2 separate regions of the Homo sapiens genome follow, and region 1 is linked to region 2. The links are chromatin loops, found by intact Hi-C in ENCODE. Cell type or tissue: Calu3. All regions are shown on one strand. Links, peaks and the distances in the headings refer to the core of each region. The heading gives the core; the rest is flanking DNA.

Region 1 (5,385 bases), core at 308-5,307, 120 kb before region 2:
CCACACACTGTAGCCTTTCTGTCCAAACAACTTGACCTTACTGTTTTAGCCTAGCCCTCATGTCTGCGTGCAGCGGCTGCCGCTGCTTTAATACTTTTAGAGGCCCTCAAAATCACAAACTATACTCAACTCACTCTCTACAGTTCTCATAACTTCCAAAATCTATTTTCTTCCTCACACCTGACGCATATGCTTTCTGCTTCCCGGCTCCTTCAGCTGTACTCACTCTTTGTTGAGTCTCCCACAATCACCGTTGTTCCTGGCCCAGACTTCAATCCGGCCTCCCACATTATTCTGGATACCACACCTGACCCTCATGACTGCATCTCTCTGATCCACCTGATGTTCATCCCATTTCCCCACATTTCCTTCTTCCCTGTTTCTCACCCTGATCACACTTGGTTTATTGATGGCAGTTCCACCAGGCCTAATCGCCACTCACCAGCAAAGGCAGGCTATGCTATAGTATCTTCCACATCATTCATTGAGGCTACCGCTCTGCCCCCCTCCACTACCTCTCAGCAAGCCGAACTAGTTGCCTTAACTCAAGCCCTCACTCTTGCAAAAGGACTATGCATTGATATCTATACTGATTCTAAATATGTCTTTCATATTCTGCACCACCATGCGGTCATATGGGCTGAAAGAGGTTTTCTCACTACACAAGGGTCCTCCATCATTAATGTCTCTTTAATAAAAACTCTACTCAAGGCCGCTTTACTTCCAAAGGAAGCTGGGGTCATTCACTGCAAGGGGCATCAAAAGGCGTAAGATCCCATTGCTCTAGGCAACCCTTATACTGATAAGGTGGCTAGACAAGCAGCTAGCCCTCCAACTTCTGTCCCTCACGGCCAGTTTTTCTCCTTCACATTGGTCACTCCCACCTACTCCCCTGCTGAAACTTCCACCTATCAATCTCTTCCCACACAAGGCAAATAGTTCTTAGACCAAGGAAAATATCTCCTTCCAGCCTCAAGGCCCATTCTATTCTGTCGTCATTTCATAACCTCTTCCATGTAGGTTACAAGCCACTAGCCCATCTCTTAGAACCTCTCATTTCCTTTCCATCACGGAAATCTATCCTGAAGGAGATCACTTCTCAGTGTTTCATCTGCTATTCTACTACCCCTCATGGATTGTTCAGGCCCCCTCCCTTTTCTACACATCAAGCTCAGGGATTTGTCCCTGCCCAGGACTGGCAAATTGACTTTACTCACATGCCTTGAGTCAGAAAACTAAAATATCTCTTAGTCTAAGTAGACACTTTCACTAGATGGGTAGAGGCCTTTCCTACAAGGTCTGAGAAGGCCACCACAGTCATTTCTACCCTTCTGTCAGACATAATTCTTCAGTTTAGCCTTCCCACCTCTATACAGTCTGATAACAGACCAGCCTTTATGAGTCAAATCAGCCAAGCAGTTTTTCAGGTTCTTAGTATTCAGTGAAACCTTTATATTCCTTATAGTCCTCAGTCTTCAGGAAAAGTAGAACAGACTAATGGTCTTTTAAAAACACACCTCACCAAGCTCAGCCACCAACTTAAAAAGGACTGGACGATACTTTTACCACTTTCGCTTCTCAGAATTCAGGCCTATCCTTGGAATGCTACAAGGTACAGCCCATTTAAGCTCCTGTATAGACGTTCCCTTTTATTAGGCCCCAGTCTCATTCCAGACACCAGACCAACTTAGACTGTGCCCCAAAAAACTTGTCATCCCTACTATCTTCTGTCTAGTCATACTCCTATTCACCGTTCTCAACTACTCATACTTGCTCTGCTCTTGTTTACACTGTTTCTCCAAGCCATCACAGCTAATATCTCCTGGTGCTATCCCCAAACCGCCACTCTAAATTCTTGAAGTAAATAAATAATCTTTGCTGGCAGGACTATGCTGAATCTCCTTAGGCACTCTCTAATCAGATGTCCTGGCTCCTCCCAATTCTTAGGCCTTTTATAGCTGTTTTTCTCCTTCTCTTATTCCATTTAGTTTTTCAATTTATACAAAACCGTATCCAGGCCATCACCAATAACTCTACACGACAAATGTTTCTCCTAAAAACCCCATAGTATCACCCCTTACCACAAAATCTTCCTTCAGCTTAATCTCTCCCACTCTACGTTCCCACGCCGCCCCAATCCAGCTCGAAGCAGCCCTGAGAAACATCACCCATTCTCTCTCTCCATACATACCACCCCCCAAAAATTTTCACCGCCCCCACACTTCAACACTATTTTGTTTTATTTTTCTTATTAATATAAGAAGGCAGGAATGTCAGGCCTCTGAGCCCAAGCCAAGCCATCGCATCCCCTGTGACTTGCATGTATATGCCCAGATGGCCTGAAGCAACTGAAGAATCACAAAAGAAGTGAAAATGCCCTGCCCCACCTTAACTGATGACGTTCCACCACAAAAGAAGTGTAAATGGCCGGTCCTTGCCTTAAGTGATGACATTACCTTGTGAAAGTCCTTTTCCTGGCTCATCTGGCTCAAAAAGCACCCCCACTGAGCACCTTGCGACCCCCACTCCTGCCCGCCAGAGAACAAACCCCCTTTGACTGTAATTTTCCTTTACCTACCCAAATCCTATAAAACGGCCCCACCCTTATCTGCCTTCGCTGACTCTCTTTTCAGACTCAGCCCGCCTGCACCCAGGTGAAATAAACAGCCATGTTGCTCACACAAAGCCTGTTTGGTGGTCTCTTCACACGGACACGCATGAAACATATAGTCTTGAAAAATTAATTAAACATTCATCTAAAGAAGTTAGAAAATGCAAAGAAGTGTAAGGAAAGCAGAGATCATTTAATTTTAAAAAGTAGAGATTAATAAATTTGAAACCTTAAGGAATATTTGAAAAAAAAAGATTTTTTTTGGAAAAGAAACTAGATAATCCACTAGTTAAACAAAGGAGACTGGAAAGATAAAAAAAAAAAAATGCTAGTTTAAAAGTAAAAATGGAAAAACTGTTACATTGGGAAATAAAATCCTTCGCTAAAACATATTCATATTAGCCTTAAAATCTGGATAAAACAGATTTTTTAGAAAAATATAAATTACCTAAATTTACTCAAAAAATAACTTACAGGAAAAAAAGGCAGATAGGAGGCAGTACTAACTTGCAGTTCCCACTCGGATAGACAGAACAGCGTGTAGAGACTCCCTTTGTAAACATTTGCTGAAGAACTACCACAGGAACATACCAGGAAAACTGAAAGAATTCACAGACCCTTTGAAAGAGGCAGCTTGTCACTGCAAACTCCATAAGACGGCCAAAAAACTGAGTAGCCAAAGTGTGAGGGGGGAAAGTCCACCTCGAGCACACATCCTCACTGGGGAACCTGAAAATCCAGATCACAGGAGAAAGATTTAACCTTACTGTAACCGCCCACGGGGTTCACCTTGCCTGCTGCCTAGACAGAGCTGATTCATCAAGACAGGGGAATTGTAATAGAGAAAGAGTAATTCACGCAGAGGCGGCTGTGTGGGAGACCAGAGTTTTATTATTACTCAAATCAGTCTCCCCAGCATTCAGGGAGCAGAGTTTCTAAGGATAACTTGGTGGGTTGTGGGGAGCCAGTGAGCCAGGAGTGCTGATTGATTGACTCCTGAGCCAGGTGTCAGATATGAAATCATGGGGAGTTAAAGCTGTCTTCTTGCACTGAGTCAGTTGTTGGGTGGGGCCACAAGATCAGGTGAGCCAGTTTATTGATCTGGGTGATGCCAGCTAATCCATCAAGTGCAAGTCTGCAAAATATCTCAAGCACTGAATTTAGGAGCAGTTTAGAAAGGGTCAGAATCTTGTAGCCTCCAGCTGCATGACTCCTAAACCATAATTTCAAATCTTGTGGCTAATGTTAGTCCTACAAAGGCAATCTAGTCCCCAGGCAAGAAGGAGGTCTGCTTTGGGAAAGGGCTGTTACTGTCTTTGTTTAAACTATAAACTATAAATTAAATTTCTCCCAAAGTTAGTTCAGCCTAACTTTGGAATGAACAAGGACAGCTTGGAGGTTAGAAACAAGATGGAGTCAGTTAAGTTAGACCTTTTTCACTGTCTCAGTCATGATTTTGCAAAGGCAGTTTCATTACCTAGAGCCAAAACAAATTTAGAGAGCTGAGGGAAATATACAAGTAGAAGAAGCAGTGGGAAGAGCCCTATAGACACTCCTGGTTGGCAGGGAAACCATTTCTGACTTTATCTCACACGGGTCCTTGGGGAGGGCTGCCAGTGAAACTGGGGAAGGACCACAGGGAGAAGGAAACTTCCAGCTGAACTTTGTAATAATTTCAATTGAGCACAGATTTTCCTGGGCAGAATCCAGGCAGGGTGAGGGGTGGGGGGAGGCGGGCTAGGCACGAATTACAAGTGCAGATAGGAGCACAGAAGTCAAGACAGGTGGGGAGAGGGAGGGTCTGAAATCCCAGCAGGGATGCTCGTAGCCTGGGGAAAGATCACAGTCCTCCTTACCAGCTGCCTGGATATAAACTCAGTGCTGTTGGTGGGTATGGTGGGAGTGAGACTGGCCTTGCTGGCTACATGGGAACTGAGTGAGTCCTGTCACTGCCAGCTTTCACCTACTTCCCTGGTGATCTCTATGATGCAGGAGAGGCAGCCATAATCCCCCCAGGAACATAACTCCATTAGGCTGAGAACCACACCCTCATCCCCCACAGTGGCTGCAGCAAGCCTCACCCAAGGAGAGTCTGAGCTCAAACACACCTAACCCTGCCCCCACCTAATGGTCTTTCTCTACCCGCTCTGGTAGCTGAAGACACAAGACATAATCTCTTGGGAGTTCTATGGCCCTGCCCATCATCTGAGAAATTCAAATATTTATTCGGGTGATCTTAGAGCTAGCTCCCATACCCCTATACTACCACTAATGCGCTCTTGAAAGTGCCACCTCCTGACTGGAGGCCAACCAACTCAAGTCATTACAGCAATTAATACAAGAATAAACCTGCTCCAAGAAGAGAGAAAACAACAGTTAATTCCACCGCCTGTAACATCCTGGCTAACCAGAGGTCTTGCGTCTGTCCACAAGACAGCTTCACTGCTAGCACAACAAGCATTCAAGAATCAGCACGCTAAAAAAAACTGTAACCAAGGACCCTCACAGAGTCCACTTTACTCCCTTGTTACCTTCACTGAAGCAGGTGCTGGTATCCATTGCTGAGAGACCTGAAGATGAATTGCGTCACAAGACTCTGTGCAGACACTTCCCAGTACCAGCCCAGAGCCCAGTAGCTCTGTGGAGAGGCTAGACCCAGAAGAGCAATAACAATAACTGTATTCCAGCTCTCAGGAAGCCCCATCCCTAAGGGAAGAGAGAGAATACCACATCAAGGGATCACCCTGTGGAAAAAAATATCTGAACAGCAGTGT
Region 2 (5,385 bases), core at 60-5,059:
TATCTCTCAAGTTATATAAATCTTCATGTAAGGGTTATTCTGCATGGTAATTTTTGTGAATACTAACGGTTAGCATTATTTAAAGCTTTTATTAATTTACAGTTATTTTTTAATATTATTGAAACAAAGATCTACATTTTGGGATTTATTGATTATTTTCTCTACCATTTTTTGGTGATAGATTTTTTCTATAAATATAATATAGATATATTTGATGGCTTTGTATAGACACATATAAACATACTTACATTAAAATTATTTATATGACAAAAATAATCAATATACCTCTTTTTAAACTCCTTTGATTTTTAAAATATTGATGATGCTTTAAAGAATCCCACCAAACTCTATCTATGTTTTATTGTTTGCAACATTTTTATTTGTCATGAAGCTATCTTGTTTCAAGAAAAAATAGTAATAATTTTTCAGCTTCATTGAAGATTGTATTCACTTCTATGATATAAGATAAACATTTCTTTTTTGGTTTAATATTATATGCTTTGAATTATTCTTTAAGAAGAATTCACTCTGTTTTCTTATTTTTCTGGTGATAACCTCATATCCTTGACCAGCCTTGTATTTTAACTCTTTCTGATATATTACTGCAAACAGATGTAGTCGGATTGTTATTGAAGATGTATTTTTAGGTTTATATCTAGATTGTTAGCTTTTTGGAAGGAAGAACTGTCCTTTAGATATTTTTGTATCCCCTGAGCAATCTCTACATTGTTCTGAATATTAGAGAAAGCCGTTAGAACTTTGATCTATTAATTCTGAAATAGCATCTTTTATGAATTGTCAATGTAAAAGGTTATAGTTTAAAAATCTTGGGACCTTTTACCTTAGATATTAGTTTGCTATCACAATGCCATTTAACTTGTCTGTCTTACACTGTCTCTAGGTAAAAAAGAAGGAAAATTGCGCTTCTTCATCAGGAAAACAGTCAGAGGTTCCCAGAGTAAAGGCACTTAGTGAAATGCGAGTTAACATTATTATGTCTTCCATAAAACGTAGCACAGGTGCTACCAGTTTTTCACAAAATAAATTTCCAGAGCCCAGACAATACTTACTCATCATAGAGGTCACAGTTTACATTTTTGCTGAGATGGTATTAAAGCGTCACCTGATTCAAATCTAGCTAAGAACCAGAGAAATAAACGAATTGGTTAAGTCTGCTCAAAGTGACAAGCTGCCGGCTGGCAGACAAAGCGTTTAGAAACCAGGCTGAAAATGCTACATCTAATTTTACTTAGGACATAAGAAGAGATCCAGAAGACTGGTCTGTTTACTGGCAATGAAACACATATTCCCACGCTTAATTCTTAGATCATCTGGGAGGCGAAGGGCTTGTAGAGGAAGAAGGCAGCTCATTTCCATGGATGTTTATCAAATTATTATAAAATTGTGTGTGATATAATGTAAAGTTTGACACAGAGAATGTCATATTTTTGTTACAAAAGTAAACGTTGTTATTTAAAATTTCTAACAGGAAAGAAAGCAAATGTTTAGCATTCTAAATTATATGACTGTATGTACATTTTTTTCTAATGACTTTCTATTAGAATATTGAGAAGGTTCAGAGGTATATTTCTTTCCATTGTTCATGTGCTGTGCACGCAAACACATCTCATATATTCTGGTGGTAGAATAAGAATATGCTGCAAATAGAGAGGGCAGTAAAAAGTCTACAAGTTCTAGTGGCTTCACAAGGGCAATCTAAACTCTTCCAGGGAAAGGCCCGTGATATAAAGTCTTGCTATACAGACAATGGTAAATCTTTCCACTTAGCTTTCTATTTTCTTTCGGGCTTTGATTAGCAGGCCATGTAATTATTCATTCATTTTTGGAGTTGTGTGGCCTCTAGTGGTGTGTAGAAATATCATACAATGAATATTACAAACCTGAACATGTCTGTCTCCCAAGATTGAGAATTCTAAAAGATGCTAAGTATTATTTTAACTTAAAACAATTAGGTATACATTACTTTGACGTCGTAGGATGTTCTTATTTGATAGTTTTAGATTTTGGTATCCTGTTTGGTCTAAAGTTGCTGTTATCCCTCTCTGTATATTTGTTAGAAAATTATGTGAAAATGATTATTCTGGTTTTCTTCAAATTGTTTCTTACATTTTTCCCAGAGATCAGTGCCAAAATTTAGAATTTATAAGAAGATATTTTCCTTGAATAATAAAAATTATTTTCAAGAGCATAATCAATTTTTTAAATTTTGCTTAAGAGTTTTCTAGGCATTTTGCCTTTAACCCAAAATTGAGATGTAATTTATAGTGTGTTTTTTAGATTACCTATTTTTTACCGAAAATTCTGAGGCTTCTATTTACAAGCCTTAATACCAGATCTGACAGAATTAATGCGCTGATGGAGAGAGAGCAAAATTAATGTCACTATATTGTGTTTGATATGAAAAATGGCCACTCGCTTCTTGGTCCAGAATCGCTATATGTTGAAAGATCTTAAACGGCAGGGTAATTAGGCTTGTGAATCAATTTACCAATGTGTTCATCAAGAAATATTGAACTAGCTAGTTCATATCTTCAAAACATATTACTGTTTCAACTTCATTCTATATTTTAGTAAATTGGATCTGTTCCCTATTCTGATAAAGAAAAAATAGTATTAATTCTAAGGGGGACTCCAACAAATAGGAAAAATGTACATCTTGCCACAATAGGCAGTTTGGCATTAGTGTCTTTCGACATGTGGCACTAAACGTAGTACAGGGATTACCACTGGGACTGCCAAAATTTTTTTTCTGTGACATTCTTCTTTTCTATTTTAAAACCTTATAGATTCCAAACCTTAAAAAAACACTGAAAGCAGATGGTAGTATGTTCCACAGTTAAAGTATTTTCAAATTTATTACAAAGTATTCGCCTGCTGCTGGAGTTATTCACTAGACTACAGCTTTCAAAGACACTTCTCAATTCATCATGTTTACTAGTACAATTCCCCTCAGGTTTTAATGAAGGAGTTTACGACTAGAGATTAGAAGATAAAGACAATGCTGTATTTAGTGAGAAACGTGAGGTGATGATAAGAAAATATAAACTAGGTGTCTCCTGATGCCCTTTGCAAGAGATTATTCTGCAGCTTTATCACACTTAAACTTTATAGGTAAACTGAAGAAAATGAAGCATAGAAATATGTGAGCTATTTACTAGCAGTTATTGAAAATGGGTTTTTGATTTAGTTGCCAACTGAAAATTCAGAATCAAAATAAAACCCTTTCATGGCCATCAGCAAATACGACTTTCTAAATAAGAATAATGAATATTGCCTACATAAATGATCCCCATGTTAATTCATCCAAGATCTTTTAGAGCCAGAATAGAACTATTTTAATAGAATTCTGATACTCTAACATTAAAAAGTCACTTGTATACACACATAAAACCATATTATATAAAAGCCTGAGAAAAACAGCATTCCCATGCTGAAATTGACAAGGCGAGAGTGAATACTCTTTGAAAGAGCAAAATTCTTGACAGTTGCCAAAATCTCTCAATTCTAATATTACCAAAGTATTTAGTGGTGGGAAAAATTGAACTCTATTTGTTTGGAAAAAGTTTCTGGGTTGAAAGGGAATGATAAGAAGGATATACTCTGAGGAAAGGGTTTATATATTGGGGTATATTTTTATGTCAATAGAGCGAGATGTCATGTTTGAGTTTCAGTTTCATCTTATTCTTTTATCCATCAATATTTCTTGGCCATGTTGCTTCTTTTAATATTGCATTATTGATGTTTTCAAATGTGGATACAAATATAGAAATTAGTATTATGAATTCTCACATATACAACATCCATCTTGAACCATATTAATACCTTGTATTCTTTATTTGTTAAGGTCAAGACACAAAAAGTTTGGTTAAATAGACACAATATGAGACTAGCATCAGAAATTTCTAAGCCTTTTAGGGCAATGCTTAGCAATCACACCCCTCTACCCAAGCGAAATACAACTAGGGCAAACATTCAAATATAGATTTTAGCTTTGTTCACAGCAGGGTGTTAAAGCTGAAAGGCAGGTTAGTTATTAATTTATTAAAACTTAAATACTAAGAATACTAAGAATTTTAGCCTTTATTTGCCTGCTACTATATGCTTTCTCTTATCCTTCTCTTTCCACATTTGAAAAATGTATAAAGACAAGGAAACAACAAGTAGATAGATACACACACACAAGTGCTATGATAAACCAATATTTATACACATGTAAATACTAATATATAGCAAACTGATACACATCAGTTTATAGTTTTTATATATATAAACTATATAGAGTAAACTATTTTTATCTGTGTAAATAAACATGTTTATGTTCATATATTTATATAACAGCGAAATTGTTATATTTATAAAACAATAGAATTATTTATGTATATTTGTATGTTTATATATGTTTATTTACATGGATACAAATATCAGTTTACTATAGCAGTTGGTAAAAGTTTTAAAAATAAAGTATTCTTAATACCAGAAAATTTGTATTTAGGTTCCAAGCACCAAAGCTTGATTTTCTGCCAACCATTATACTACAGAGAAGTCCTCAAACTCACAGCCTTCACTTACAGACCTTTAGAAAAGAAAAGAGGAGGCTAGGCATGGTGGCTCACGCCTGTAATCCCAGCACTTTGGGAGGTCGAGGCGAGTGGATCACGAGGTCAGGAGTTCAAGACCAGCCTGGCCAAGATGGTGAAACCCCGTCTCTACTGAAAATACAAAAAAAATTAGCTGGGCGTGGCGGCGGGTGCCTGTAATCCCAGCTACTCGGCAGGCTGAGGCAGAGAATTGCTTGAACCCGGGAGGCGGAGGTTGCAGTGAGCCAAGATCATGCCACGGCACTCCAGCCTGGGTGACAGAGCCAGACTACGTCTAGTTTTGGTCAATATCTCCTTAGAATTATTTCTAGATTTAGTAATTCAGTGAAATTCAATTAAAATTTAAAGTTACTTGAAATGCTTACGAAGTTGGAGATAATATCTCTAAATCATCTCTAAATATTTAGAGATTTTTATTTATAAATATTACCTTCAACTTACTGTTTCATATAATTAAAAAAATCATTTCCACGCAGGGTAGCATGAGTAGATCTCCCAGTTTTCCTGTGAAAAGCTCACCTATCACATGTTTATCTCAATGTGGAATAATATCAGAAAGAACAAAAGACAAGGTCTTTGTTATGAATGGCCATATCTGCTGCCTCAGTGGGAGAAATTCTAAGATGAACCTCTGTGTTTTGATACTTCTGTATAGGCTTAAAGTAAACTTTTTTTTCCTAAACCTTTCTTGTTTGACAAAGTTCAGCTTGACTTTCTAAATAAGATTAATGCTTATGGTCGACACAGATTATTCTGATGTCAGTCA

Evidence for each region. Hi-C counts contacts between places; a loop is a spot of excess contacts. Peaks named below come from ENCODE experiments on the same cell type or tissue, not always from the same donor. Only the 100,000 strongest peaks of a DNase experiment are listed, where the experiment ranks them.
Region 1: a loop joins it to region 2, with 2.4 times the contacts of the local background. A loop is called at or near these places in 2 of 110 quality-filtered maps.

The regions. Positions count from the first base shown.
Region 1 is chr5:104,060,971-104,066,355 of GRCh38, reverse strand. No RefSeq gene overlaps it. Among named protein-coding and RNA genes, the nearest start is that of NIHCOLE, 17 kb to the left of the region's middle. RefSeq lists an enhancer at 1,791-2,755. In Calu3, for the core only: no CTCF peak of the experiment used is centred there; DNase peaks (open chromatin) are centred at 3,385 and 3,675.
Region 2 is chr5:103,939,245-103,944,629 of GRCh38, reverse strand. It overlaps a transcript of LOC105379107 not described here. Among named protein-coding and RNA genes, the nearest start is that of NIHCOLE, 140 kb to the left of the region's middle. In Calu3, for the core only: no CTCF peak of the experiment used is centred there; no DNase peak of the experiment used is centred there.